Regions from separate parts of the Mus musculus genome. Here all the other regions are linked to region 3. A link is a loop called in an ENCODE intact Hi-C map of the cell type or tissue named here. Cell type or tissue: heart. All regions are shown on one strand. Each heading gives the region's core, and the rest is flanking DNA. Links, peaks and the distances in the headings are about the cores only.

The links. A loop is a pair of places that touch in the nucleus more often than their neighbours do. Peaks named below come from ENCODE experiments on the same cell type or tissue, not always from the same donor. Only the 100,000 strongest peaks of a DNase experiment are listed, where the experiment ranks them.
Region 1: it touches region 3 in a loop (3-fold over the local background); 2 of 42 quality-filtered maps call a loop at or near these places.
Region 2: it touches region 3 in a loop (2.8-fold over the local background); 3 of 42 quality-filtered maps call a loop at or near these places.

Annotation. Positions count from the first base shown.
Region 1 is chr2:104,585,801-104,595,996 of GRCm38, reverse strand. It overlaps Cstf3 (cleavage stimulation factor, 3' pre-RNA, subunit 3), which reads right to left and starts at 5,513. Exons shown (of 21, transcript NM_145529.3): 1 at 5,295-5,513. The coding sequence starts at 5,321. In heart, for the core only: a CTCF peak has its summit at 5,543; a DNase peak (open chromatin) is centred at 5,646; H3K4me3 peaks cover 3,146 bases; H3K27ac peaks cover 3,204 bases.
Region 2 is chr2:105,225,255-105,235,450 of GRCm38, reverse strand. The region is part of intron 1 of Them7 (thioesterase superfamily member 7); the gene reads right to left. Among named protein-coding and RNA genes, the nearest start is that of Them7, 6.0 kb to the right of the region's middle. In heart, for the core only: a CTCF peak has its summit at 4,930 (motif pointing right); a DNase peak (open chromatin) is centred at 6,860; H3K27ac peaks cover 2 bases; H3K27me3 peaks cover 1,024 bases.
Region 3 is chr2:105,011,527-105,021,722 of GRCm38, reverse strand. It overlaps Eif3m (eukaryotic translation initiation factor 3, subunit M), which reads left to right and starts at 4,696. Exons shown (of 11, transcript NM_145380.2): 1 at 4,696-4,777; 2 at 6,821-6,953; 3 at 7,840-7,978; 4 at 8,402-8,525; 5 at 8,778-8,872. The coding sequence starts at 4,736. Gm38521 (predicted gene, 38521) reads right to left here and starts at 4,602. Exons shown (of 2, transcript NR_165821.1): 1 at 4,520-4,602; 2 at 998-4,053. In heart, for the core only: no CTCF peak of the experiment used is centred there; a DNase peak (open chromatin) is centred at 4,632; H3K4me3 peaks cover 2,315 bases; H3K27ac peaks cover 1,470 bases.

The sequences.
Region 1 (10,196 bases), core at 1,559-9,558, 430 kb after region 3:
TGAGTTTGAGGCCAGCCTGGTCTACAAAGTGAGTTCCAGGACAGCCAGGGCTACACAGAGAAACCCTGTCTTGAAAAAAACAAAAAAACAAAACAAAAAAAGAAAAAGAAAAAAAGTTCCTTTTTGCTGTAACTCTAAAAAGTAAACAAACAAACAAACAAAAAACAGAACAAAGGACAGATCTAGTACCCTTAGAAACAATTACTGCCAAATAAAGTAGAAGTCTGGTTTTCCTAAATATTAAAATCAAACCAATTTACCTACTCAAAATTGTTTTACACCAAAAATCATTTAAAACAAGAGGAACACAGAAAGGTTATAACGGAGAAATTTTATTATACATATAAAAATAACTGGGTCCAAAAAATATACTACCCAACATATTTATATTTCATTATCCTGCTTTCTTCCCAATCTTCTCCCCTCATATCTACCCTGACTTTTACATTATTTGGTAACACTGTTACTTTTAAACAGATTCTAAGTACTAATAAAATAAACTAGGTTTCGGATAATACTGTAAAGATTTTTCAACCTTCTTCTCATTAAGAAGTGTACCACATTATATTTTTCCTGTTTTCTCTAGCCTCTGCAAGCTATTTTTCACTAGCAGAAAAACACTGACTCATGACTCCTCTGGTTAAAAAAGACAGGCAGAAGCAGGAGTCCCACCACAAGTTCCAAATCAGCTTGGTCTATATGGCAGGCACACACACACACACACACACACACACCCCTCAAAAGAAACAGAACAGTCACAAAACGATGCTTTTCTTATTCTTCCTTTTTTTTTTTTTTTCTGAGAAAGACTTGCTGTATAGTTCAGACTATAGCCTCCACCCCAAGTTCCTCCTTCTTCAGTCTCTTAAATGCTAGGATCACAGCTTGTCTCTTAGTAGTCTTCAGTTCTATTTAGGTTTTTCTCACCTATAATTAAGGGTCATTTAAAAAAATGTTTTCATTTATGTGCATGAGATGTGTACAAGTGCCCAAGGAGACCAAGAGAACATTGGATCCCCTGGGGTTGGAGTTACAGGTACTTGTGAGCCTCCTTATGTAAGCATTAAGAACTGACTCCAGTCTTCTAAATTATAGAGAGCCCTCTTACCCAGCGAACCATCCTTCCAGTAATATGAAGTCATTTTAGTATTTAATTTCTCCAGATTTTCACTGGCCATTGTTTTAAACACTAAGAACTGTTCAGCCAATTCACATTTTAAAACCCATTACACTTTTAAAGTATCATGTAATTACTACTTCAGCTAAAGTTATATAATATAACACAGCAACTGAGATTTACTTCAATGCAATGAGGGCAAAGGAAAAGCTCTATGATAAATACACTACACTTTACTTCCTTCCTTCCTTCCTTCCTTCCTTCCCATGTAAAATCTGTAGTGGGACTAAGAGGCTGGGGGTATGATTCAGTGGTTACGAGCTCTTGCAAAGGACCCAGGTTTAGTTCCCAATACCCAAATGGTAGCTCACAATTGTAACTCCATTTCTAGGGGATCAAAAAGCCCCTTCTAAGGTCTTGGAGTACACGTGATACATATACAAAAATGAAAAACACATTAAAAAAAAAAAGCCAGGTAACACATCCCCCTGTAAACCTAGTACCCAGGAGGCAGAGGCAGGAGGATGGTATTTGTCAACTGATGGTTCCTGAGGACAGTATCAAAACAGGTTACTAATAGGGAAAAACAGTCCAATGAAGACATGTGGCAATCATCACAACAACCAAGGAAGCAAACATTATCTATCATTGGTAGTGGTATAATCAGAAAAAGTGCTTCCTTGTCTTTGTTTGCTTTGTAGACAGAATTCCATTTTTTAAATGGGGTTGGAGAAAGGGCTCATCAGTTAAAAGAGTGAATATTGCCCTTCCAGAGGGCCAAGTTTGGTTCCTAGCATCTACACTGGCTTACAAGTATCTGTATCCAGCTCCAGGGGGATCAGACTTCATGGGTCTCCATGATCCACAACGGTCTCCTACCCTCTCTGTCTCAACCTGAGTTCTGGGAATACAGAACTATATGCTACCACACATGAACTTTTGTGCTAGCAAAAAATGACACAGTAAAGGTCATCAAGCCTTAGTTCAATCTCTAGGACCTACAGAGTGGAAGGAGAAAACCTACTTTCAAAGGTTATCCCTCTGAGCTCCACAAGTCCAAGCACACGAGCCCTCACATACACACTCACACTCTCTCACATACATCCATTTACAAGAGTATTTAAATGACTTGTACTATATTCTATCCAGGAATTAACCTTTCAAAACTACTAAAATGGAGAATAGACCTAACTATACATTCTCTGAGAAATAGAGTAAAAGATATATTAAATAGCACCATCAAAAATTCCCCTAACAAAATCCCAAAATGATAACTGTCTTTTCGAACAGACAACATAGGTGAGAAGGTACAGTCTAACAGATTGTTTATGAGATAAGCAATTACATAAATACAGGATTCAGTGGTTTACCTAGATTATATTTTGATGTTTGGTTGTTTTTTGTTTTGTCTTGTTTTTGAGACAAAGTCTTTTATAGCTCATACAGTCTTTAAACTTACTATGTAGCCAACAATAACTCCAAACTTATGATCCTCTAGCCTCTAACTCCTTGAGTGCAGGTATTACAGGTCTTTTGTCAAAGCCTGGCTTAATTAGTGCTTAGGAACTTAGGTTGGATTCCAGAGCCTTGTGCGTGTGACACAAGCACTCTTACCAACTGTGCAACATCCATAGCCCTATAAATCACACTCTTGAGGCAATGGCAAATCTGAATATGGACATGTTAGAAATACATCATTATTGAGCCAGGTGCACTGGAAAGAACCTATGATCAGTACTTGGGAGGTTGAAGTTCAAGGTCATTTATCAGCTACAAACTGAGCCAGTTTGCCCTCAAAGTATACAAGACCCTATCTCAAAAAAATAATACAGAAGCCAGGATAGGTTCCATATGCCTTTAATCCCAGCACTTGGGAAGCAGAGCCAGGCAGATCTCTGAGTTGGAGGTTTGCCTGATCTTCCAAGAGCTGTTATACAACAACATCAACAAAAGCAATCCCCCTCACTCCCCAATAAGGCATTACTAGATTTTGAGTAGGATAATGGTATGGTAGTTACATAAAAGCATTAATGTCATTATATAAAAGAATGTTGAAATAGTTTGGACTGAAATGTGATAAGTCAACTTTCAAAGAAATGTGTATGGAGAAAGAAAATATGTCAAGGTTAGAGGTATATGTCAATAGTAGAGCTTGCCTAATATGAGGAAGTTCCTAGCTTTTAAGCCACAAGAAATATGTGTATGAATACATACTTGCAATACTATATATATATATATATATATATATATATATATATATACACTCGTGTGTGTGTGTGTGTGTGTGTGTGTGTGAGAGAGAGAGAGAGACAAAACCTGTAACCCTGAGAGAGAGAGAGAGAGAGAGAGACAGACAGACAGACAGACAAAACCTGTAACCCTGCTGGATTTGGTGAAAATTATAATGAGTGTTCATGAGTTTTCCCTTCAACTTTTGTTGTAAACTGCACAATAAAATTCAAAGGAGGAATGCCTGTTACAGATGCTGAAGCTGAAAGATTGCAATGAGTTCAAGACCTGCCTGAGTTGCACAGTACTCCTAGATTAAAAAAGAAAAAAAAAAGGCTAGATGTGCATGTACCATCTTTACTCCTAGCACTCAGCAAGGCAGAGGTTCAAAGCCAGACTGGTCTATGTAGCAAGTTCCATGCCAGCCAGGCCTACATAGGGGCAACTGTCAAAATAAAAGGGGTTTGGAGAATGGAGGTTTATAAAGTCTCATCACAGTTCTCATAGAAAACATCACACACTGTGTTACTAAGGCTTTTAACTCAGTGGTTGATTGCTTCCCTGCATGCATAAGGCCCGGGGTTCAACCTCTAGCTGGGGTGGAGCAGGATGACCCACAACAAAAACTAAAACCCGCATAGTTCTAAAACAAAAGCATGGCAAATTTTTGTCTTTACAAATTTATATAAAACAGTGAATTTCAGACACATCCAATGAAACCTCAACACCACTCCTTCACTTTCAGAAAATAAAAATGCCAGCCCGGTAAGAGTAGAGTAAAATAAACAGTTTTAGAAAAATAGTTCAAAGACACTGCATTCGTGGGCACCCTGACTTTAGATAAAATGCAAAAGCACTGCCAAGACTTGGAATTAAATTGGTCCTCAAGCGTTTCAGTCACCAAAGTAATTAAGTTCTAATTTGCCTACACTTCATTAACATACAGTCCTATTTTACCTCATCTGTCAACCTCCAATAATTTCTATTTTATTAGCTGGGGATTTGGGAAAAAGAAAAGAAATAAAAATACAAGCGTATTTCATTGCTATAGCAATAAGAAATTTAGGACTTTGTTTTCTTTTAAAACTAAATATACGTGGATCAAGATCAAAACACACACCTTTCAAAAACTCAGTTTTGTTTTTTACAGTAAAAGCCAAACACTAGCCTACAAAATTTAGGATATAAAAGAGCAAAAGAACCAAACATGGAGATGGACGCCTGGAGGCCAAGGAAGCAATCCTGTCAGAAGGTCCTGCCTAGTCAGGGCTACACTGTGAAAACCTATCCAAAACAAACAAACAGCCAAACAGCAAAAGGGTGAGATCTCCTATCTAAAAGTCCCATTTGTAAAATACTTATGTATCATTCATATCTAACCATCCAAACAGATGGTGCCTACAGTGACTAAAGCACATTTCGAGTTTTCAGTTTACCAAATTCTGCAATGTTTGCGTGGTCGTAAAAGCAAAAATAAAGTGTTCCTAAACGAGAGGGGAAGAAAGCGAATCCACAAAATTCCCCCAAAGCTCGGAAGAGCCGTGGCTCTTTTTACCTTCGCTCTCTCGGGGGCCGAATTTTCCAGACTGATTTCGTTATTTCTGGGGACAGAGGACTGGGGGGCAGACGAGGAAAACACTGCCAGCGCAGATACACGTTAGAACAATCTGGGACTACCGGAACACTAAAGTGGTATGAAATACACCGTCCCGACCGAAGAAACTGCAATGGCCAGGGCGAAGCGACGTCTCTGCCATTGTCTAAGTCCCATACTTATTCGTACGAACGCCACAGAGAAGCCCAAACCTGGGAGACTTCGGGGGATGCGCTCCCGATCCCCGGGCTCACTAGCTCTTCAGGGCCCTTGCTCACGCGAACGGGGTGCTCGCACCCACAGGGCTAGAGAGAGAAGAGGTCGCCACGAGGCCCCACCGCTCCCGTTCCTCACCTGCTCCGCGGCTGCGTCTCCTGACATGGCCTCGGGGGACTACAACGTACGCACCAGCCGGCAAAGGGAAGCTAGAAAAGGAAAATTAAACTAAAGGCAAACCCCACCAAAACCAGGAACACTACCCCTGTCCCTCAGAGCCAAAGCCGCCGCCAAATCCGCTGCCGCCGCCGCCGCCGCCGCCGCCCACTCAGATTTGAATTAAAATGGCTGCGCCCCAGCCGGCAGAGGGGGTGTGAGGCGCTTCCGTATTCACTTCCGGGACAGTGGGCGGGGCTGAGGCTTAACTCCCGGATTATTGGAGGTGCACAAGCGCAGAGCGCTCCCAGAGGGCGGGCTCAGTGCGTGAGCTAACGTCACGCCCGGAACTGATGACGCCGCTGTCCAGATTTCCGAGGCCGGCCGGAAAGATCCACCCGATTGGCCTGGGAGCTCCCGCGCTTCTTGGAATTTCACGACTGAGTTGCAGAGCCGAGCTCCTCCCTGCTGAAGCCTGACTGCCAATCCGCTCTGTACAGGCAAACTGACCATTTTAGGGAATAGCGTTGAGAGTTAGTGAATACCTCTCGTGTTTCGGGAATAAGGAGTCTACTAACGCGTTCTGTACGTTTTCTTTTCTTGGGGAGGAGAGGAACACATCAAGTCTGTTTTTTGTTTTTTTGTTTTTTTGTTTTTTTGTTTTTTGTTTTTTTTTTTTTACTTTTGCTGTCACCGTTCACTATTAGACCGGGGATTTTAGTTTAGCGTCTCACCACGATCTCTTATCTGCAAAATTGCGTTGATAGTGGCGAAGGAATGTTGCTTTGCATCCAGACTTCTCACCTACTATAGAGGAGTAGACTGGGCAATTTGCATTATCTGCGTCTCTGTTTCCTTGCCTAAAGATAGGAATAGCAACAGCAGCTAAGATTTAACTTAAAAGGTAAAAGCTCTTATTTGGCTTACGAGTAACCAGGAGGTTATTGAGCGGTGGTGGCACAAGTCTTTAATCACAGTACTCGGGAGACAGAGGCTGGATGGATCTCTGAGGGCAGCCTGGTGTGTAGAGCCCACGGACGAGGGCCATACAATGAGATGCATATATCTTTTTAAGCAAATAGATGCATGAATCAAATGTACATATATTGAGTCACTGCAACATTTGATAATGGAGTCTGAATATTTCAGAAGTCTCCCTCAATGGGGCGTTACTCTTTTAAACTGTTGCTGATGTGACTGACTTAGAAAAATATCCACAATGAGCCAGGATGGTTCAAAGAGTGGAGGTGCTTGCCGTGATGGCCAAAAAACTTGAGTTTGATCCTGGCATCCAATGAGTTGACAGGATAGAACCGACTCCAGGAAGTTATTCCTTGACCTCCACACATGCACTATGGCTTGCAAACTCCTGCACTTACAAACACACAGGCACTCACAAGATAAATATATAAATCTAAAAATAGCCACAAAATTAAGCCAGAAATATAAAATAGCTTATGTGTATATATGTGTGCATGTGTGTGTGCACGCCTATGCGTGCGTGTATTCATCAAAACATTTAAAGAGGTTATTGTTAATGTCACAGATGCAAGGAGAAAGACCACCAACCCAAATCATGATCAAGTTAATTAAAGCAAGACTTTTTTTTTTTTTTTTTTTTTTCATGCACACAGGCTGTCTCTAAGGTCTGGGTCCAAGAGATCAGCCTTGGATGTGGGGAAGATACAGGTGTTTATAGTTCAAGAGTAGAGAGTTGTCAAATGGAAGATTTTGCAGGCAAATAAGAGAGGCTACGAAGCAGAACATAACAAGCTGGTCATAACCTGAAACAAAGTCATGGCTGCCAGGTGATAATAACAAGGTGGTCAAAAGAAGGTGATCATAACAGCAGGTGAGCACAATACACTTCTGAAACAAAGGTGCGGTTGCCAGGTGATCAGAACTAACCCCTGAAACAAAGGTGCGGTTGCCAGGTGATCAGAACTACCCCCTGAAACAAAGGTGCGGTTGCCATTTCCTGGAATAGGCCATATAAAACCATTAGTAGTTAAAATAATAGGTGAGGCATAGCCCAATCCGTGAGAAACAAAGATCCAATCTTAAACAGGAATGGCTTGTCTTTATTATAAGATGGCTTTCAAGTCTAAAATGGAGGCAGGCTGGTTTATGCTATCTCTAGGTTTTATGTTACATGTTGGGGGTGTTGTCTTTTTGTTGTTTCGGTTTTTGATTTTTTTTTTCTTGTTGTTGTTTTGTTTTTGTTTTGAGACAGAGTTCAACCTATGTAGTCCATGCTGGCCTCAAGCTCACTGAGATCTATTTATTTGCCTCTGCTTCATGAGTGCTGGGACTAAAGGCATGTGCCTCCACCACCCATCAGGTTTTGTCTATTTTAATTTTCTTTTTACATTTATTATTTGTTTTTGTGTGTTCAGCCAACCTATGGGAATCTGATCTCTCCTTTCAATGTAAATGCCTCTAGGATGAAACTCAGGTCGTCAGGCTTGATGGCTGTCATCATTACCCACTAAGTCCTTGCTGGTCCTTTGCATTTGTATTTGAGACAAGAGTCTCATGTAGCTTGAACTCCTTATTCTCTTGACTCCACTTGTAGAATAATGGGTCTGGAGGCATACCATTATATCTGTTAGATCACAGATGATCTTGCCAGACTACAAGAACCCACCATTCCGTATATCCTATCTAGTGCCTTAATTAATCCGATAAACTCAGAGACCTCTCCCCTATAAAGTCTACATTAATAATGAATTTCCTTTGGGTTGCTGCTGGATCAAGATCTTTGAGGCTCCTCAATGAAAGTAGTCAGCATTATTAAAAGACCTGATTACCTGAAATCCATCTCTGCATATTTATAGAGAACCTAGAAAGAATGTTACTTGAAACAACTCCCAAACTGAGCATGGTAGTACAAGCCTTTAATTCTGGTAATTAAGAGGCAGAGTTAGAGTCAGGCAGTGGTGGTTCATGCCTTTAATCCAAGAACTCAGGAAGCGAAGGCAGATGGATCTCTGAGTTCAAGGCCAGCTCTGGTCTACAGAGCAAGCTTCAAGACAGCCAGAAACTACATGGTGGAAGGAAGGAACCAACTTTTTCAAGTGGTCTTCTGACCTTCACATTTCCACCATGGTGCATGTGCAGCCACCCACTCACCTAAACAGATACACATGATAGATAGACAGACAGACTGACCTACCACTTCAGGAGATTAACATTTTTGGCATTTTTTGCTTTATATGCATGTATTTACAGGTGTATTTGTGGTTTTCTTTCCTTGTTTTGGGTTGGTTGTTAACTTTTTTTTTTTTTTTTTTTTTGGTTTTGTTTTGTTTTGTTTTTCGAGACAGGGTTTCTCTGTATAGCCCTGGCTGTCCTGGAACTCACTCTGTAGACCAGGCTGGCCTCGAACTCAAAAATCCACCTGCCTCTGCCTCCCAAGTGCTGGGATTAAAGGAGTGCGCCACCACCACCTGACGTGGGATTTTTTTTTTTTTTTTTGGTTTTGGGGTTTTTGTTGTTGTTGTTGTTATTTTGGGTTTTTTTTTTTTTTTTGGCAAAATATTTTAAAAGTAAATTAAATTCATTCTCTAAATGAATCAGTTTGTTTTTTCTGAGAATAAGGACTTTCTTCTTCATATTCACAAGACCATTTATCATATCCATGAAAGCTTACAGTTATTTCCTGACATCAATTACGATCTAGTTTACATCTACATTTTCACATCTCTTTCAACAGTGTGATTTTTGGGGAATATGTGCTGGATCAAGCTCACCGTCTTCTGAGCACTAGCTTCTGAGCTACACCGTCAACCCCAAAATGTGTTTAAAGGAGGTTTCTACAAATCAGTATTCAACCAAGTTTCCGGAATTATGCTTAATTTTATCTCATTTATTTTAGAAAATGTTCACCTTTTGGGTTTTTGAGACAGGATCTCTCTATGTAGCCCTGACTGTTCTGGTCTGGAACTCACTTTGTAGACCAGGCTGACCTGGAATTCATAGAGACCCACATGCCTCTGACTTCCCCAATGCTAGTTTTAAAAGTGTGCACCACAATCCCCAGGACAAGAACTCAAACAGGGTCTAGATCTAGAGGCAAGAGCTGATGCAGAGGCCATGGAGGATTGCTGCTTACTGGCTTCCTACTTCCCCTACTTTCTTAAAGAGCCTAAGACCATCAGTTCAGGGGTGGCCCACCCACAGTGGGCTAGGCCCTTCCCCATCAATTACTAAGAATATACAAAACTATCTTATGAAGGCAGATTCTGTCCATCTGTCTTTCTCTTTCTTCCTTTCTCTCTTTCTCTCTCTCTCCTTTCTTTCTTTCTTTCTTCCTTTCTTCTGCCCTTCCTCCTCCTCCTCTTCTTTTAGTTTTTCAAGACAGGGTTTCTCCACATATCCCTCGCCGTCCTAGAACTCTCTAGAGTAGAACTAGGCCTCAAACTCAGGGATCCGCCTCCTCTACCTCCCACGTGCTGGGATTAAAGGTGTTAATCCCATCGCCATCATCACTGGCAAAAAGAATCTTAGGGAAAGACACAGGATCCATGTTTACTTCTTGAAGTGTTGGGGATTGGATGTAGGCATCTCTCTTGTAAACATTTCCTGTGTCAGTGAGCTACACTCACAGCCCCACATTTATCTTAATAACTATGCCACTAATACTGACTCAGCACCCACAAGTCCTGATTTAATTAAAGTGTAACTGTTAAAAAAAAATATTCTAGAACTCATGGAGCTGACCCAAAGGAGATCTGAGAATTTTGAGGATAGTCTGGAATACCTCGTGAGAACTTTTGGGGAAGAAAGGCAGAGAACAGAAAGAAAAGGGCACTTGCAATGGTTCTATGAGTCCCCAAGATGGCAGCAAATACAGGTTATAGCTAAAGATTAAGCAGCGGTGGC
Region 2 (10,196 bases), core at 958-8,957, 210 kb before region 3:
CAAGAAAGCCCCTGCTGGCCCTGAGATTTTCAGACAGTTAAGGCACCAAATGGATGTCACAGCTGCCTTAACCTTCGAGGAAGAGAAAAGAGAGAAGAAAGAAAAGAGAAAAGAAAACAGACTGCATGGCTGTATCCAGTAGGCGCTCAATAACTGCACCTCGGATTCATGAAACTAATTCTACCCGTCTGTCTAGAATAAGGTGCTAAACCTGGGTCCTGACCTTGCCACTCAGGTCTGTGACCTGGGGCATGACTTCTCCATGTTGAGCTTCAGTTTACTTATCGCAGGGAACAACGAGGGTGTATCAGAAGGAAGCTCTCTTTTGGCCTCAAGTAAACATACCTTGAAGTCTGATATACATTGGGTAAAAGCCAACTTGTTTGTGGATAAAGCAAACAAGGCCAGAAACCCCTGCTCCATACTCGACTACACCACTTTTGACTGTACACTATTAAATGTCCTCCCTTCCTCACAAGAGTGGACCTCAGGCAACTTCTCTCACCTCCAGCTCACCACCGTTTATTGCTCTTTAGTTTAGAGTCAATGGGTCTCAGCTGAGCTTAGGGGTCACCACCTCCCTCCCCTGCAGGCCACTCTGCTCTTTGAATGTCTCAGTTCTCAGCATTAAGAGCCAGGGGTCATCTCAGCTGACCATGCAGATGTAGGGGACAGGAACCTAAAATCTACCTTCCTTTCTTGAAAGAAAGGAAGAATGCAGACATTTCTCCCCCTCCGTGTACAGGAAGACTCCCCCTCTTGGCTTCCGGGATACCCTTCATCAGACGTGCAAGAGCAGCAAGGAGGCAGAAGGAGACTCTGGAGCAGTGGGAAGCAGAGAAGGGAAGAGGGAAGTGTCTCTGGCTTTGAGATGTGTTTACAACTGGGGCTCGGGTAGCTGATCCAATTGTCACAGGGAAAAATCCCACCAGACATCCTGCACTCATACAAAGCTGGGACCTTTATCAGAATAGACTGTGTTCATGTACACAGCTCAAACTTGGATGGGTCCCAGCACGCTGCACCTGGTTAAAACTCTTGAACAATCCCAAGCCACGTGTTTAGTTTTATTTTTGGCACAATTCTCCGGAGGAGGAAGGAAAAGTAGAGAAAAGAGGACCATTCATTTAGTCAGTCAGTCCGTCTGTTGGTCTCTCCTATCCAGGGAACATTTCCTCACCCAGGCAAAGTACTAACTAGTCCCTGAAGCAAGGTTGGAAGGCAGTGGTTCTCAACCTGTGGGTCATGACCCCTTCGGGGATCAAATGACCCTTTCACAGAGGTCACCTAAGACCATCAGAAAACAGATATTTACATTATGATTCATAACAGTAGCATAGCTGCAGTTAGGAAGTAACAATGAAAATAGTTTTATGGTTGAGGGTCACCATCACATGAGGAACTCTATTGGGAAGGTTGGTCTTTATCCACACATTTTTATTCAGGTCCATAGAGAGTCAATTTGTAAACTGCTTGCTGCCCAAGGAGGCCCTCAGTTGAGATCCACAACACTCATGGAAGCTGACTGGGATATCACACACTGGGACCCCAGTTCTGAGGGGCCAACACAGGTGGGTCCCTAGAGCCTTTGGACAAGCTGCTCTAAGCAAATAGGTGAGTTTCACAGGTTTAGTGGCGGACCCTGTCTTGAAAAGGTAAGATAGAGAGCCAATTATAGAAATTACTTCAGGTTGACCTCTGACCTCCATACACACACACACACACACACACACACACACTTAAATTTGTGTAATGCTTTAGTGGTTTTGTAACTGTTAAAATGGGAAAATAAAAGGATGCAAATAATGAAGAGAGACCCATCTATATACTCATTAGGATCCTCACAAAAGCGTTGTGAGTTGGTAAAAGTCCATATAGTCACCGTTAGAACAACAAACAGAAACCGAGAAGATCACATGCTTGGTGACGGGCGAGGTGAGAGCCAGGCAGTGATTACATTAGAAACTGTCTACCTCCTGGTCCCTAAGTCTTTTTGTTTCACCCGAGGAATATTCGATTTCCCAACAAGCTGCCTCGGTAATAACTGGACAGCAAGAGTTTTCAAGGAGCCTTCCAGTTTCAAACATCTAAGTCTCTTGTTTTCCAGTCTGCTGGTCAGACCCTTCCTAATTGTCTTTGAAACATAATAACTTCTGCTAGCTTCATCCAGATTTCCTGGGATGTCTTTGCAATGCCAAAGCCAGCGGCGGCAGTCATATGTGCGCGTTTGGGTTAGAAGTATTTGGCAACACCAACGCTTCATAGCACCATCCTATGATACAGAAAATTATGTTACTACCCACATCACGTGAGCTGAAAACTGCCCTGATGTTGTTTTTATTAATCTTTTTCCTGTTTCAAATCCTCCATCAGGCCTTTCTGCCAGGCTTCTGAAGGGTCCCAGACTCATACTTCCAGCCCAGAAATGTGTTCCTTCTTGGGTCACTGGAAATTCTTCAGAACGTCTGGCATGAAAACATATTGCCTTTAATTAAAAGGTTATGATTTGTGTGAATTCTCATTTAAGCCACTGAAAGAAATCTGTTCTTTAAAACCAAAACTGTTAACACATTAAGACATGATGCTGAAAAACGGTTCGTGTTTTTAAGACTACTTAAGCAAATGAAAATAAGCTGCCTGGTATTGAAAAAAAAATCTGCTCATATTTAGTAAAAAAAATCCTTCACTTCCAAGTAGAGGGGCAAATTTAGTACATGTGTGCCCAATTAGCCATGAAGACTCAAGTAGCCATGAGCCGTCCCAACCATCTGCCTGTTGATGTTAAAGCCTATTAACACGAATGTCATTTAAACAGTTAAAAAGTAATAAAGTACATAACTCAGATCTGGTAGAGCTTGAAATATGATACCGTTGTGTACTAATGCCAAATCAGCTTTGAATTATGGTTCCAGTAAGGTTAGAGACAACTCAAGCATGTTAATTAGTGATCCACACACTCAAAACTCACTTTTTTATATATGGTATTCAGTCACACCTCTTTGCTCATGAGCAGGAAAACAGTCTCTGACATTCAGGGGTGAAAGCCATGTAGAGCCTCCCGAATTCTAGACCCTAGAAGTACCCAATATTTCCTTCCTCATCCAAGTTAGTTCATCTTTTAAAATTATAGTTCAAAGTAATTTCTCCAGGAAGAGTATTTAAAAGGACCACTGGGGCAGAAAAGTCCGGTGGTTACGGAGAAAGAGATCATCAACAGAATCACTTCTATCTACACCATGGTTGTTCCAACTCCGAGGACATGTCCACGTGGTCCCAGCGAAGACAGACCACACCGCGCTAGGAGTGGGGTCGCATTCATTCCTACTGTAAGGATAAGTACCGACTTATGTTCCTAGCTTGCATTTCAGAGGCGGCTGCCACGTCCTCTGAACACAGCTGAACCCATCAAGAAGGTTCTGAGACTGGCAGACCTTGCTTTGAGCTTCACAACTGCAGGTGTTTAGGATACTAAGAAGCATTCGTAAACTAAACCTGATCGTTGTGGGAGGCACACTGAGCTCCGTTGTCTCATCAAGTATGCCATCTTTTAAAACAGCTGTAAACCTGCTGCTCTTTCCTTCACAGCACAAAGCCAGGTCTCTGCCACCCATGGAGTCCAAATCCTGCTTGTTCCTGTTCTGAGAAACCCTTGCTGTTACCCACACTGGAAAAGGAGAAACGTTATTGCTCTGCTTTCCAGCTACCATCTAACCGCTGGAAAAGAGAAACATCCTAACCAAGTTCAGACTCATCTCCTTCCCCTCTTCAGAACTGTATCAGAGCCCAGCTGGACCACGGCTGTATCCTCCTAACTGGTCCCTCGGTTTGACTCTCTCATCTTCCACACTGCTGAAGTGTAACTGTCCCAAAGCCCAGTTCTGATCCAATGACTGTCCATCAAAAAGCTCGGATCTCTGATTCTCTACCTGTCAACAGAGCCAACGTCGTGTTTTTAGCATGGGATTTAAGATCCTTTCCTGTCACTGCCCACTCCACCCCTACGGATCTGTAAAGCCTGTTCCTACTGTGCAGATCCCTCCAGCTTCTCCATGGGGCACCATCCCCCTATCCTCTGCATGGAGCACCATCCCCCCTCCATCCTCTGCATGGAGCACCACTCCTTCACCCCATCCTCTGCATGGAGCACAACCCCCTCCCTCCATCCTCTGCATGGAGCACAACCCCCTCCCTCCATCCTCTGCTTGGAGCACTGCCCCCTCCCTCCATCCTCTGCATGGAGCACAACCCCCTCCCTCTATCCTCTGCATGGAGCACCACCCCCTCCATCCTCTGCATGGAGCACCTCCCCATCCCTCCATCCTCTGCATGGAGCACCTCCCCCTCCCTCCATCTTCTGCATGGAGCACCACCCCCTCCCTCCATCCTCTGCATGGAGCACCTCCCCATCCCTCCATCTCTGCATGGAGCACCTCCCCCTCCCTCCATCCTCTGCATGGAGCACCTCCCCCTCCCTCCATCCTCTGCATGGAGCACCTCCCCCTCCCTCCATCCTCTGCATGGAGCACTGCCCCCTTCCCTCCATTCTATCATCTCATCAGCCTTCTAGGCTAAAATTCTACCAGTATTTAAAGGCCTACAAGAGATAAATTCTATGCTTTCAATGAAAAATGCAAAGAGCACTTCCTGGGTCACAAGCAATCAATAATGTCTGCTACCTCTGTTACTGCTGCTGTGTGACGTGACCTTTAATCATCAGGACAATATGGAATTTTAACTGTGGCTCCCATGACAACAGTGGAACATTTGTTTCATAGTTATTCACCTATTTATAGAAGCCTCACATCTCCTTATCAACTATGAACTCCTTTAAAAAAAAATCTCATTCCACAGTCTCTGTGTCAGAATGCAAGTCCTACCTCACACTGTACAAGTTATAGGAAAAGATTAATTATTGCATCCAGCCACAAGGGGGCAGAGTTGGGCCACTGTTAGTGCAATCACCCTACAATTAGCAAAGGCTTCAGAATTGAAGCTTTTCTCCCTAGAAATTGTTTGTTTATTTAAAGTAACAATGGATATTCGTTACATGTGATTTGGACTGTATGCACACTGACTGGGAAGATGACTCTAAAACCATAAAAAGTTTAAATTAACAACCAAGTACAGTATATATGATCCAAGTTTGGTAAAGTGTTAAATTTTCCTCCCACAGGGGGAAAAAAATCTAAAAAATATCCACCAGGTTGTAGCAGTCCTCATGACCTGGAGTGAAGGTGGACTGCTTCTTTCTTCCATGTTTCCTCTTTCTAAATTTTATACAGCCAATCCATATTCATTATGTGACCAAAGGATGCAAGGGTCTTAGCTTCCTGTCCCATTGCTATGATGAAATATCCCGGCAAAAGCAACTAAATGGGGAGAGGCTGACTTGAATCACTGTTCCAGATTACAGCACGTCATTTGGGAGATGTCAAGGTGAGGCAGTAGTCACAGAACAGTGACTTCACGTACACGTGGGCTGTCACTCAGCTTGCTCTCTCTATACCGTCTAGGATCTCCCTGCCCACGGAAGGGCGCCACTCACAGTGGGTGGGTCTTCTTACCTCGATTACCATAGCTAAGATTCCACAGACATGCTCACGGGCAATCCTGGACAATCCCTCACAGAGACTACTTTCCCTGGTCATTCTAAATTGTGTCAAGTTGGTGATTTACATTAACCATTGCAGGAATTTACTTTGGAAAATCTCTAAGCAGTGTTTAATTTCTCTTGCCATCTCATCTCCAATCCCGAGTCTGATATACTTAAGAGTAAATACAACATCTGGGGTAGTTTCTGATAGAATAAAGCAAGAGATTCCCACACTCTCTTGGTACATAGTATCTTTACTGTGTCAGTAATTTGCATGGTAGCCCTGGAATGGAACATATACTAAGAGTTCAATTTGTTCAGTCAATGAATTAAGTATCTATGCCCTAAAATTCAGTAGCTGCTTGAAAAATTAGCACATATGAAAGTTTCAATGTACTATTTTTATTCCATTCTTCACTAATCACAATTACTTATTAGGCATTGAGAAATCAACAAGAATGCCACTACTCTTTATTTTAACAGCTCAATGAATTTTAATATACTTAATATCCACATAACCACTGTGCCAATCAAAAATACAGGAAACTCCCCCGTGTCTCCTCCATTGCTGTTTCTTATTCCACTGAATTTTACAAGGAACTCTATGTCTATCAGACAACCAAAGGAAACCAAGCATCCTAAAGATATGACATCATGGAGAGGCATGCTGCGCAAGTTCACTTTGAAACTATGAACTACTCGGGCCAGTAGTTCATGGACATCCCACACAGAGGTGCTGAGTACAGCTGTTTTCCTCCAACATTGTAAAGACCTCTCAGCCACCCTGAGTGTACACTGTGCTGCCTGCAGTACCTCAATACAACGTGGGGACCCACAGGTACAGAAGACAAAGCTAGTCTCCCTGAATAAAATGTATCAACTGCCTACTGCTAAAGCAGCCTGAACATATGGAATATCTACAAACTACAAACTGGTTTTCTCTGACTCAAAACCTTTCCTTGGGGAGAAAAGGACACCATGGAAAGGCGAGCTGAGGGAAGCGACATTTGAGGGTTGTTACATTACACCCCTCTGTCCCACCTTCCCCCTTTAGCTTTTTCCTAATCTACCCTTCTATCCATTCAAAGTTATGACCCAACAGTAGCCCCCAGTCAGTATGTGTCTGGGAAGCAAGTATATTCCTCCTCTGTGCAATCCAGGCCTGGCTTTCCAACCAGTTCAGCTGACTTTTCAACCTCTGGACAGAAATACCTGAGGCTTTGCCAAGACCTGGACTGCACAGGGCCCCAGCATAGAACTACTGCCCCTAAGATAGCCCTTCTCCCTACAGAATTCATCGGGAGCCCCGCCAGGAGTCACTGCCTAGCTCCTCCCACATAGTCCCACTCAAGTACACAACTACAGCTACCCATGGCCACTTCAAAATGGAATTTAGAACTTATGGACTCAATTTGACATCTTGGTTTAGTGAAAGGATTTGTAATTTCTCTATCAACTCAGACCTAATTAACATAGATCCAGGAGGAATCCCCATTATGTATGGAAGGCCAATCCAGGCAATCCAGATGCCCAAGTATCTAAGGGTACGTGAATGAATAATAAATAATGAATGGTATATCTACAGAGTAGAGCATGACCCAGCCTTAAAAAGAAGGTTCTGATCTATAGCACAGCTGAACCTCGAAGGCATTATGTTAAATAAAATCAGCAAAGTGCAAAAGCATATGTGTTTGTGAGGTTCCTATACGATGTTCAGATTAGTCAAAGCTATGCAGAGTAATAGAAGGGCCATGACTGGCGGGGGGTGGGGGTGGGGCTGCAGAAGTTACAGGTTAATCAGTTCAGAGTTTTGGCTTTACAAAATGGAGTCTCTGAGATGGACAATCCTGGTGGTGACTGTTGCTCAACACTGTCAGTTTCCTTATTACCACTGAACACCTAAAAATGAGTCCAAATGGTACATTTTATATTAAGTTTATTGTGTTAGCTTTTTAAAAATCACAAGAATGTCTTTTTGTCATGGAGAGCCTTTGATTTTACTAGCACCATGTCCTTGAATGTCCCCAGGGGAGCTGGCCCAGTCCTGGAGATGAGTTCATCTGATGATCTAGTGTTAAATGACACACACGATGTGTCTAAATGTAAGGACCCTGTTTTTAAAAAACAGGATCCAAACAGGAATACTAGCCGAGCACCAAGAATAAGTAGAAAGAGGGCCTCTGCCTTCTCTGGGTCTTTAAAAGAGTAGTGTGCATCGGTTAGAAGGAAGATGCCCCGGTAATGTTCCAACTCCTCAGAGACACTTGTGAATTCCTCACCCATCTTCCTTTCAAAGTGTATACTGTACCCTCCATTGGCTATAAATCCATGGCGACTGGAGCCTAGAACAGCTACAGGAAGGAAATAGGCAGGTTCCAGCCTTGACACCTAAACCCAGCCTCCCGGGCCTGGGCTGCTGGTGGGAGGCATCCTGGCTATAGCGTGGGGCAGAACAGGCACCAAATGTACAGCAGAGCACCCGGCTTTCTCCTTTCCAGGAGGCCCAGTCTGGGTACATTTCCAAAATGTGTCTTACGGAAAGTACCCAGAGGAGGGATGGGGTTGCATGGTCACCCAGGGAAATGGCAGAGGATACATCCTCTTTCGGGGTTCAGAGAAATCCTGTGGCTGGAAAAAGCTGTTCAGCCTCAGTTTTCCCACCTGTGAACTGGATGCAATAACTGCACTTCCTCACAAAGTCATGCAAGAATAAGGCAGGTTGTCCAAGTTAATGCCTCAGTGGTCTGAGGAGAACTGAAAGGCAGCCCATCGCATGGGAGAGCAAAGGTTTCATGCTTTAACTACATACTGAGCAAATGCTAAAACACTTACAAACACATATAAAGTTTAAGGAGCCCCAAAATAATGAAGCTCATACGCAGTCTGACTATGAAAACGTTCTTCTTTTACCTAGCTGTTGAGCTCTTCCTGACCCTGTTCCCCATCTCCCTCATAAAGGAGCCCTTACCTTGTCTACAGTCTATGATTATTTTTGTCACTTGTCCCATTACCATGTGCCACAGTCTGTTCTAGACACTCCTTCTGATCCTCATGGCTCACCCTATAGACATCAGCACCACACTGATAGCCTCCCACAGAGACAGCTTGGAAGTGACGTGATAGGGCTGTGAACCCAGGGCCTGTATTTATGAAATCTAATGTTAGCAGAACCCTGACACAGCCAGGCTGGAAACACGCTTCCTGCTTCAAAGAGCAGTCATTAAACATCCACCATATGCCAGTGCTGCCAGGTACTGGGCTGGACAGTCTAAGAAAGAACTTTTTCCCTCGCTGGCTACTGGCATTTCCCAGAACATCTGGTTCTTTCAGCACTGTTATCTCTACACGCTGACTTGACATAGGGCTTTGGCTAGGGGCCCTGTAAGGTCCTCAGCTGCCTTGAGTATCAAGCATTTCACTTCACATCAGTAACTTCCAGGGCTTCTCGACAGTCGTCCATCCAGAAGGAACTATGGGAAATTCCAAAGTTTCTTCCTCTATCTCCAGCTTGGGGTTCCTCAGAGGCACACAGGCGTACATGTCCTCTGCCAGCAGCCTTGTAGTCCAGCCCACGAGGAAAAGCCTCAACTTTAACAGCATGTCACTCCCCTAATTATTCCCTGCGCCTGGAATCCAACACAAACAGAACATCTTTCACAAGCAGCTCCCGCTATGCACCAACCTTCGAGCCTCCCGTGAGCAGCAGGATGCAGGAGGTGCTAAAGGGTCAGGGGGCTGATATGGCTGCCTGCCCCCAAGCCTGTGGGAGAGAGAGAGCCCAGCTACTCTCTACTCCAAAGGTCCCAGCCAACAGAAACTGCCCCAAGCCTCAGCTGCCTCCACGCTCCCAGGGTGAAAGCAGAATGTTGTATGCGAGACCCTAAAAAGGCCAAAAGAGAGCAGTCGAGCCTGAGCCAGGTTACACTGCGAACCCTTTACAGGGAGGGTTGAGAAAATTCCAGCCCCAGTAGACAGTGGGGATGCAGTGGGGGGTGATGTTCTCCAAAAGAACAGCAAATAAACTGACCCCTACTCTCCAGAAACCCCCTCCTCTCTCCCTCCCCTTCTCCCCCCCCCCCCCCCCCCCCGTCTCGCGCTCTCTCTCTCTCTCTGAGATAGGCAATAATCAAATGATCTTAATCATTCCAAATGATGCTTTAAACAGTGCTTCGTGCAGTCAGGGAAATGGGTCTGTGAGCTGAGATCTGAATAAGGAGGTAGCAAGGGAGTAAGAGCAAGGGAAAGGCAGAGGAGCAGAAGTACAAGCCCTGGAGGCCGGGGCTTAAACGCTCACTAAGGGATTGGGAAAGATTCTGTGAAGTCTCAAAATTCTAGTATATAGTAGGGTGAGAGTTATTTTCTTAAGATTGTAATGATCAAAGTATTAAGTGGACGTTTCCTCTTGGCTTCAAGCAAGAGCGCAATAGAAATGTATGTGGACGTATAGAGGACTTACATTTCTACATCTCATAGGGCTCCTTTTGAAAGCCTTTCATGTCCCGTCTCCTTTAAACTTTTATGATATAGGCTAAAAGCCTGATAGAATCTTTGACTTCCAGTCAGTTCTGTATTGTGAGATTACTTCCTCAGAACTTTAAGAAGA
Region 3 (10,196 bases), core at 1,372-9,371:
GCTCTTGAGTAGGAGGGAAGGACCTAGTCCTAACTGCAAGTGGCCTCTGTGCAGTAGGCCACAGGCCCAGATGGGTCAGGAGGCAGATGAGGACGCTGGATCCTTAGTGCTCGCTGAGGCCTTTGTGTCTGCCACCGCTGCAGAATTCCGGCTGCAGCTACCTCAGCATGCTTGCAGATTCCCTCAGCTTCCAGGCAACACTGCCCTCTCCACTTTTTCGCTCTTCAGACTGAGCAGCCCCTGGTTTCCTCAACTCTCCAACTTGTAGACAGCCATCAGGAGCCTCCCCAGCCTTTGGTGGTGAAGGCTGATCCAATAAATCACATCCTATAATTACGCATGCGTCCTCTCGGTGCTGTTCCCGAGAACCTTGACGAATTCAAGCAGAGCAAGGCTATGGTTGGTGCCGCTCATATAGGAGCTCGGAATTATAAGGTATTTTTCCTCTAACATTTAAAAATGACTGGTGTATAAATCTCTTGTATTTGCATCATCTGCTGTCACTAAAGCTCTTGACGAGAACAGCAAATTCTTCCCACTGGGCTACGCATGCCTTTTCAAAGTCACTTTAAAAACATGAATGATAAATATGTCTTCTTCAGACCCAACAGATTCATAAATGTTTCCAAGACTGGCTATGTCATGTGACATGAAGAGGTGAGCCTGAGGCGGTTCCCTTCTTATGCAGGCTACTGGGAAGATGGTACTTTCTGTGGTCTGTATGTGTGGGATGTCAAGTTCTGCACCGGTTCTGTCATGGCTCATGTGTAATCTATTTCGGTAAGGCGCCAATCAGCTGAACTCAACATTATTTGTTTCCCTATAAAGTCACTGTAATCGTATGCTGCCTCGCTAGTATAAAACTTAATTATTAGCTGTAAAACTCTGAGATCCTAAAAGGATAGTAGTGTTCTGAATTCAACATTGCATGACAACGGCTAAGGGAGATCAAGATTCCCACCATAAATATACACAATAAAAAACCAGTAACATGCACTTACATAAACAAGCCTTTTATTTTCAAAGTGATGACTTCAGAGTTCAAACTTTCCTGAGTCAGTCAAAATTAGTTTCCTTTGTTGTGAGGCAAAGCCCATGTAATAGCACATGAAAACAAGATGGAGGTTCATTTCCTCCTACATTAAACAAGCAAGAGAGGCAGTCGTGGTTGGCACAGCATCTTCCTAGTATCAGGGTCTGAGCCCCTTCCACCTTTCCCTGCCACCGTGACTTTTACCTTCAAGATCACTGCTAGGTTTCGGTTGGATTTCTGCAGCTTCCACCATCAAAGTCATGGTTTATACATCAAAATAAGAAGAAAGACAAGCGCAGAAGAGTCCATTTCTAAGTAAAGTGGTGCCTTTTAAAAATTAAAGAGGGCCTGACTGTGATATGGCAAGGTGTGTAGAAACACTTGGCAAGCCTGAAGACCTGAGTTCAGTTCCCAGACCCTGCAGTAGAAGAAGTTATCCCCTTGACACCACATTCACACGTATGTGTATACACACACACACACACACACCCCAACACACATACATACACACATTCCCCAAACAGAGGGAAGCAGGTGTGATAAATCCAAGTTTTCCAGAATTTTTAATCAGAAAGAATAAAGAATTAAAAATAAAAGGAGATCTAGGAAAATAGCTTAGTGTGTAAGAGCAATTGCTCTGCCAGCACAAGGACCTGAGTTCGAGTCCCCAGTGCACACATAAAAAAGTATGCCTGTAATTCAAAAAAAGTAGGAACAATGGAGTCAGGACTTCAAGATCAGTTTCAGTTACACACTGAGTTCAAGGCCAACCTGGACTAGTGAGAGCTCACCTCAAAAGAAAACAAACAGCCACATCAGCTAGAAAAATGGCTTTGCCTTTCAGAATATATAGGGTTTTGTTGAACTTTCAGCTCCTTCTGTTTTGGGAAGTTCTGAGGACAGTTTGTGAAAGTCTCAAGAAGGATAATATAGTAGTGAAGGTTGTATGTGTGGTTATCAGCAGGGGTGACTCTTTACTGCTATTAACATACCAGTGACCCCATTTTATATCAGGCATAGGTTAGCATCAGCTAACCCCAGTTTCAACTGACTCTAAACTTTTTTTTTTAAGCATTTAGAATGCTTCCTGTCATATAGTAGATAGTACTTCTTGTACCATTTGTCTAAGGCAGATTTGTGTTTAAAGAAAAACCTTAAGATTATCAGAAAACATTTTATTAACGAAAAATAATGCTAGGGTCTTTTTTCAATTAAGAAATGAATTTGACAAAAAGTGTCATTGAAAAATTATAAAGGAGTATGCTGGCTAGTTTTATGTCAGTGTCATACAATTTATAATTACCTGAGAGGCAGGTACCTTCTTTGAGAAAATGCTTCCATAAGATTGGGCTTGCAAGCAAGCTGTAAGGCATTTTCTCCGTTAGTGACCAGTGGGGCAGGGCTCAGCCCATTGTAGGTGATGCCATCCCTGGCTGGTGGTCCTGAGCTCTACAAGAAAGCAGGCTGAGCAAGCTATGAAAAGCAGGCCAGCAAGCAGCAGCATCCGTGGCCTCTGCATCAGCTAGAGTCTTGATTTCCTTCAGTGATGGACAATGATGTGGAAGTGGAAGCCAAACAAACCTTTTCCTCCCCAACTTGCTCTTAGTCATGGTGTTTCATCATGGCAATTAAAACCTTAATATGACAGTTAATCCCTTAGTGATAGAAAGCTTGCTTAGTCCACACAAAGCCTTGGGTTTGGTTCCATCACAATAACATAAACAATAAATAAGTTGCATGCTTTAATTTTGTTCTCTCTGGAAGGTCAACCACCTGCTGGTACATAATTTTGTCAGAGAGATCAATATGTTTTTAGCGAATGAGTAAATATCTAAAGATTCAAATAATTTTGTCTCTATCCTTTTGAAACCTCCTTCTCAAAAGTCCCCTGAAGTCACCTCTTTTACTTCACAAAGTCATAGAATAAAGGAAATCAGAAAAAAGGGGCGAGTAAGGGACGGGGCTAATATTAAAATAGGGTTTTAAAATGTTCAACAAAATATATGTATTTTTAAAGAAAGACTTATTGATGAGTTAAAATAAAATACTGAAGAAAAAGCTGGCAACATTAACATTTGAAACAAATTTCCATCAAGAAAGGGGAAAGAAGCTGAAAGCAAGGTTGAAAAGTATTAATCTTAGAAAAAAAAAGTCACCTTTCAAAATTCAAAGCAAAGATTGCTGTGATGATGAGCAAGGGTTGCCCTCCAGCTTCAGTGCCCGGGCCTTGGCCTAGTTAACTAGTATATTAGTGTGTTTACAGGACCACTGGGTATCTTCTCCCTCCTGAAATTCTGAGAAGACCATTCTAATAAATATGTTCTGGCTCAGCGCCCCACTCTCCTCTTACACCCTCTCTTCTCTCCTCTCCCCCCTCAGAAATCTGCTCCCCTCTTTTCAACCAGTCTCTCTTCCTTTTCTTCCTTGAGAACGTACCCCCCCACACACACTCATTCCACATTGTAACCCAGTACTCCAGGAAGATTGTCTTAGTGTGCTTCCCATTGCTATGATAAAATATTGGCCAAAAACCGACCTGGGGAAAAAGGGTTCATTTCATCTGACAACTCTCAGGTTAACCTCCATCGCTGAGGAAAGTCATGGCAGGAACCCAAGGCAGGAACCTGGAGGTGGGAACTGAAGCAGAGGCTTGCTCGCTGCCTGCTGACTTGCTCCTTGTGGCTAGCTTGGCTTACTTTTCAATGCAACTCAGGGCCACCTACCCAGGGTGGCACCACCCACAGTGGGCTGGGCCCTCCCATGTCAATCATTAAGGAAGAAAATACCTGACAGGCCATTTATTGGGGACATTCTATCAACTGAGGATACCATGTGTATATTCTCTAATAAAGTCTGTTTTTACTTTTTCAGCCCACTTTTTAATTGCATTTCCCCCTTATTGTTGCATTTACAATGTTCTTGATCTTCATGGCTCCAAGTTCTGCATCCAGGTTCAATCAACTGCAGACTATAATATTCTGGAGAAATATCTGTGCTGAATACGCAGACCTTGTCATTCCCTAGAAAACAGAGGACATAGAATTTACATTGGATTAGCTATTTTAAGTGCCCTGGAGATGACTTAAAGTACACAGGAGGTTATATAGACACGAACTAAGCCATTTTTATGTAAGCGTCTTGAGCCCCATAGATTCTGGAATCCTTAGAGGAGGGATCCTGGAGTCAATCCCTAACATACACTGAGGCACTGTGTATTCTGGATAAGTCCTTATTAATTAAGTGGGAGCATTCTTTGAAAACTAGTCACCCTTACTTAGCAAGGAGCATGGCCTAGCAACTGGACCAGCAAACTGGGAAGCATAACACAGGGGAAAAAAAAAATAGTTCCAAGGCTTTAGGGACAGGGGGCACCTGGAAAGCTCTCAGAGGCAGCAAGAGCTCTCTAGGCTCCCGAAGCTTTGGCCCAGGTAGGGTTCCGTGACCCGCAGGCAGCAGGCGGGCAGAGGACACTTTAGCCCAACCCACCTAAGTTTCCGGGGAGAGGGGAAGATTTCAGGTAGGAGCCTGCGAGGAGCTGAAGCAGAGGCCCGCGGGGAGGAAGTAGTACTGTGGGCCCCGCCCACGAGGCCCGCCCTCTGTGGCTGACCCGGAAGCGGTTGTGCGTAACCCTGTACGGCACCGCTCTCTTTTCCGGTCGGCGTGTTTCTGGATCGGAGCGTCTTCCGCAGCCCGGCCTTCACCATGAGCGTCCCGGCCTTCATCGATATCAGCGAGGAAGACCAGGTGCACGATGCTGGGCCCTCGGGGCAACGGGTGCGGGGGATTCCCGGGACGGAGCCCGTGAGGGGGAGCGCGCTCTCCTGACCTGGGTCTCGGCGCGTGCGCGGCCGAGGGTCCGGATGCGGGCCCGGTGGGCGCCAGGGCTCGTCCGCAGTCGTCGATGACGACCCAGAACTTTTCGGGGACAGGGACCAGCGTCTGCTAAGTTCGCGTGTGGCCCGCAGGAGCAACTTTGAGCGTGTGAATGCGGGCCTTCCGCGGCCACAGGCGACGGTGGCATGCATTTTACTAGTTGGCTCGCGTTTTCTGTTCCCAGGCGGCTGGGAGGCAGGAGCATCTGGCGGGCCATCCTGGACACTTTGAAGTTCACTAATTGGGGTTTACACCTGGGTGTACAGGACAGATGGCTTCTCCTTTTTCTGTAACAGGAGGTTAATTGTTGGGATGACAGTCTTTTAATTTTCTACAACCCAAACTGTTCTTCGTGAGCATGCATACGCTTTTATAATACCCACTGACAGAAACTTGGGGTTCCATATGTTACACAGGAGAAGAAAGGAAGTTATGCACACATAGAAAGATGCCGCATTAAGAGTATTTGACAGCAGAGGAAGCTAGAGTTCCCAGGCATTGACTAGTATTTACCAAAAAGGTACTTCAGGCCAGGGGCTGAATAGAGCCTTGGCATTGGCCATATTGTAGAGTGTCTTGTTGTCAGCAAGAATGATATAAAAACATTAAACTTAACTAATTCTTAGAAAAAGATTTGTAAAGCAGGAAGTGAACAAATGCTTTCTTTACATCTTGGTTAGATTATATATTTGTGTCATAAAGAAAAAGAATGATTTCTGCTGTTATTTTGCTTTTTCTAATATGACACTTGAGTTTTCAAAATATCTTTTTTATAATACCATGCCATCTTCTGTATAAAATTACTATGCTATTGTTTGGAAAAATAATTCCATCAGACCTAAGGGTTTGTTAGGTTTCTGAGGTCACCAAACACATTTGTGGGATTAAAAATGTTGGTTATTTTCCCCAAGGCTCTTTTGGCTTTGTCCAGACAATTTGACATCCGTGCTTTTTCTTTCCCCAACCCCCTTCTTGTTTTGATATTTGGGAAGTGTTTCACTATGGCTTGTTAAACCTTGGCTGGCCAGGAACCTGTAGAGATCCCCCTGCCTCTGCCTCAAGTGCTGTGGTCACAGTTATATGTCACCTCACCCTGCCCACCACCTCACCCTGGCACCTGTGCATTTTCTAATGGAACGCTTTATACTGTGATTCTTTAAGTTTTTATTCTGTTAGCTTTAAGTCATCTACATTTCTGTTTCAGTGCATGAATGTTAAACCATCGAAGGAAAAACGTTGTTAAAGATCCTAACTAGAGAGTAAAGTAGGAAACATCCAAATGACTTATTTTAGTAGTTATTTTGATAGTACCAAAAGTGCTTTCTGCCTCTGAGAGTGATGTTATGTTTTAAGATATTTGTTATACAGTGCATTGATAGACAATTTGATACACATACACTTTCATGCAGGCTGCACTGACAGGCATTATCTTTTTATATTGGTATCTCCCAAAATGCTTGTCTCAAATGGTTCTCAAGTTATTAGCAAATGAATAGACTATTGTCCGGATGATGACTGTGATTTTAGTAGTGCTATTTATATATACATTTGACAGCTATAAAATTTTCACTTACTGGGGGAAAAAAACCTCTTCAACTTTGCCAAGTCAGATTGATGTATCTTTAGTCCCCATCCCTCCCAGTGGAGACCGCTTAAATGAAATAAGTAAAGCATTTGCTATAGACTGGAAGTCCAGTGGATACAGGTGGCAGGAAACTGAATATGATCTTTGTGAACTATGTGTCTGCGTGGACTTTGTAGAGGGAGGGAGGGAATCAACACAATTGGAGGGTAGTTAGTTAGCACTTGCATGTTACTTTGGAAGCAGGGCAGATGAGTTTGATATTTGTGTTTTATCATAACTTGATTTTTACAAGTGGATCTAGAGATTTAGCAACCCTGTTTGATTCATAGGCTGCTGAACTTCGAGCTTATCTGAAATCAAAAGGAGCTGAGCTCTCAGAAGAAAACTCGGAAGGTGGACTTCATGTAGATTTAGCTCAGATTATTGAAGCCTGTGATGTGTGTCTGAAGGAAGATGATAAAGGTTTGTTTTAATTCATTCTACAAAATATTTCTTACAAGTTCTCTACCTTAAAGTTTTTCTTGTCAGTTATATGCTTTGGTTTGAGACTTAAGATTTTTAAGCAATGTAGAAGGGAAAGAATACAATCAAAAATAATTATGAAGATATTTTTCAATTAAATATTTTCAGTTAGTTTTAAATGTAATATTTTCATATAATTTCAGGGTTTTTTTCTGTTAGACCTATAAAGTAAGCCGTTCTGGGGGAACCTTTTAAAAAAACGGAAAAAGTGTGTGTGTTTGTACATATACTTGATGTTGATGGTTTTAAAATGAACTGAAGCGTTTGGATGGACATCAAAGAGGGTGTTATTTCAAGTAATATTTAATTTAATATTTAATTGTTCAGCTGCTGCCCATTGAGATACAGCTTCTCAATAGTCAGTATAGTTTCTGTACTGTGAACTCTGAAATATTTGTTAAAGTTTAAATATTAAATTTTTAGAGCGATTAATATCTCTAATACTTGAAAATGAGTTAAGCAGCAGGAATATAACAGCCATTCACTTCTAAATAATTCTCTACATGAGGTACAAAGTTTTCTTCAGTTGTTGAGACCTCCTGACCTAAAATCCAGCTAGTAATTTCAAGATGATTGTGTATTATGCCAATGGAAATCATAAAGAAAACGTGGATGTGTAAATGCTGGCGCTACAGTGGTGCTGGTGAGGTGAGAGTTCATGGATGCTGTAGTCTTAAAGCTCTCCCTGAAATCAAGGTGTTCTCTAACTTTCACAGTAGGCAAGCTATGTATTTTAAGCATCTTTGTATTGAAATACTAGAAATGTGTGCCAGATTGGACGCGCTGAAGGTTGTGTCTGCTGACTGTGCTCTTGATGCCTATGTAGATGTTGAAAGTGTGATGAACAGTGTGGTGTCCCTCCTGTTGATCCTGGAACCAGACAAGCAAGAAGCATTGATTGAAAGTCTGTGTGAAAAGCTGGTCAAGTTTCGGGAAGGCGAACGCCCATCTCTGAGACTACAGTTGTAAGTTTTAGACTGCAAGACCTAGGTGGAGAAATGGCTCTGCAGAGTGCCTGAGTTTAGTTCCCAACACTCGTGTCAGATGGCTCAGCTTCCCCTAACTCCAGCTCTTGGAGATCCAGTACTTCTGGTCTCTGCTGGCACCTGTGCACCTACACACACACACACATATACAAAATTTTAAATAATAAAAGTACATTTTTTTTTTAAAGATACAGCATTCAGAGGGATGTTTGTATGGTATAAATTATGATTGTTAGAAGCAGGAATTCTGGAATTGGACTGTCAGCAGCTTTCTGTCTTGGGCAGTCACTCAACCTTTCTGTGCCCCAGTTCCCTCTTTAGATGAAGTTATTATTAGTGCTGCCTTGTATTTGTGGTGAGAGCAAATAACCTCAATTAGTACTTTGGTTGTTTGTTAACCAGGCTCAGCAACCTTTTCCATGGGATGGACAAGAATACTCCTGTGAGGTACACAGTGTACTGCAGCCTCATCAAAGTGGCGGCATCATGTGGGGCCATCCAGTACATCCCAACGGAGCTGGATCAAGTGAGTGTTGTGCTTGTAGGAAGTGAAGCTTACTTAGGTGGGAACTCAGGTAGGAGCAGCTCTGTGTGCCCTCAACTTTGTCTTTGTTTCTCCTTTGGGAAGTGTGGCCCCCGGTGGACTCAGACTTGATGTGTAGTTCTGGATGAACTTGAACCCATCTTCCTGCTCCTCCTTAGTGCTGAGTGCACTAAACTGAATATGTGCTCCTCATCTCTCTTAATACATTCTCTCCTTCCCTCAATCGCGGTGCAGGTGAGAAAGTGGATCTCTGACTGGAAGCTCACCACTGAAAAGAAGCACACCCTCCTCAGACTGCTCTACGAGGCGCTCGTGGATTGTAAGAAAAGGTATTCCGAAGCGCTGCGCTGACTCCCAGCTCTAGTAGATGGGCGTGTTTCTTGAAGATAAGTTGAGCTAGTTGTTTTTACCTTGTTCTCCACAGCATCAGAAATCTTTAGCTCCTGAGTAATTGCAAAGACTTAACTGAGCAGCATAACTAGAGAGCTGGAGATGTGGTGTAGTTAGTAGAGAGCTGGGAGGAGTGGGGCCCCGAGTACACACCCGGAACCACTTAAAACCAGATGTGGTGGGTGGGCTTCTGATCCTGGTGCTGGGGAGGCAGTGGGATTCATCCTCTGAGGTGTATACAAAGTGAATTTAGGACCAGTCTGGGGTACATAAGTCCCTGTCTTAAAAAATAAATAAATAAATAAAATTTGTTCTCATCTTTAAACTTTCCAGAAAGGAAAAATTGAATGTGTTCTAAAACAGTTGTAAACCCCAAAGCTGTATATGATGTTAGATGAGGTTATTTAATGTTTCGATGGTTCCAGGGTGATGCTGTCGTTTTTGTTAAGAGGTGGTGTGGGCTCTGAGAAAGAGAAGTTGCTCTGAGCTAAGAACTGCAGAATTAAATGAGTTCTTTCTTCTTGGGTTCCGGCAAGGTGTTGGTGTAAAGGCTTCTTTCTGTTCAACTCCTCAAACCCACTGGCCAAAATACCGTCTACTCAGTATCCTAGCTTTAGGTGCCTGCAGACAGTCAGCCATGTTGTCTGGCAGTTTAAATGAAGGCTAGCCCTGGCTGCTTTACCTAGCTTTTTCTTATGTGTTTAATACTTCTAACAATGATGACAACAACAAAAACAAAAACAAAACCCACCATTCTTCAGTTAATTTCCTTACACAAATTTCACCATAGCTTTTAGTGCTAGTATTAGCAAGATGAATTCACTTGTTATGTGGTACATTGCAAATATTTTCATACTGTTTAAGAAAAATAAGGATATGATTTTGATGTGAAGGTTGATGTGTTTTATAATAAGTAAATAGTGCTTACCTTTGTAATCTGTGCTCTGAAGCAGTGGGTAGTTTACTCTATGGTGGCCTGGTTGTGACAGCAATTTAACCAGTTGTCAGTAAAAGGTTGAGAGGAATTAGTTTTACTTTGAAGACTATTTAAAATGGAATACATGCAGACTATAAGAGGCACGTGTATTTTAGTATACAGGCTGTAGAATCAGGCCTCTGGGCTTCAAACCTTGAGTTTATTTGTATGGCTCTGAGCAGAATAGACTGCTTAGTGTAGCTGTAGTAATTCAAAATGAAAACAGTACTTCTTACCTCAGGTTGCTAAGGACATCACATGGAGTTTTAAAGGCTTCATTACTACAC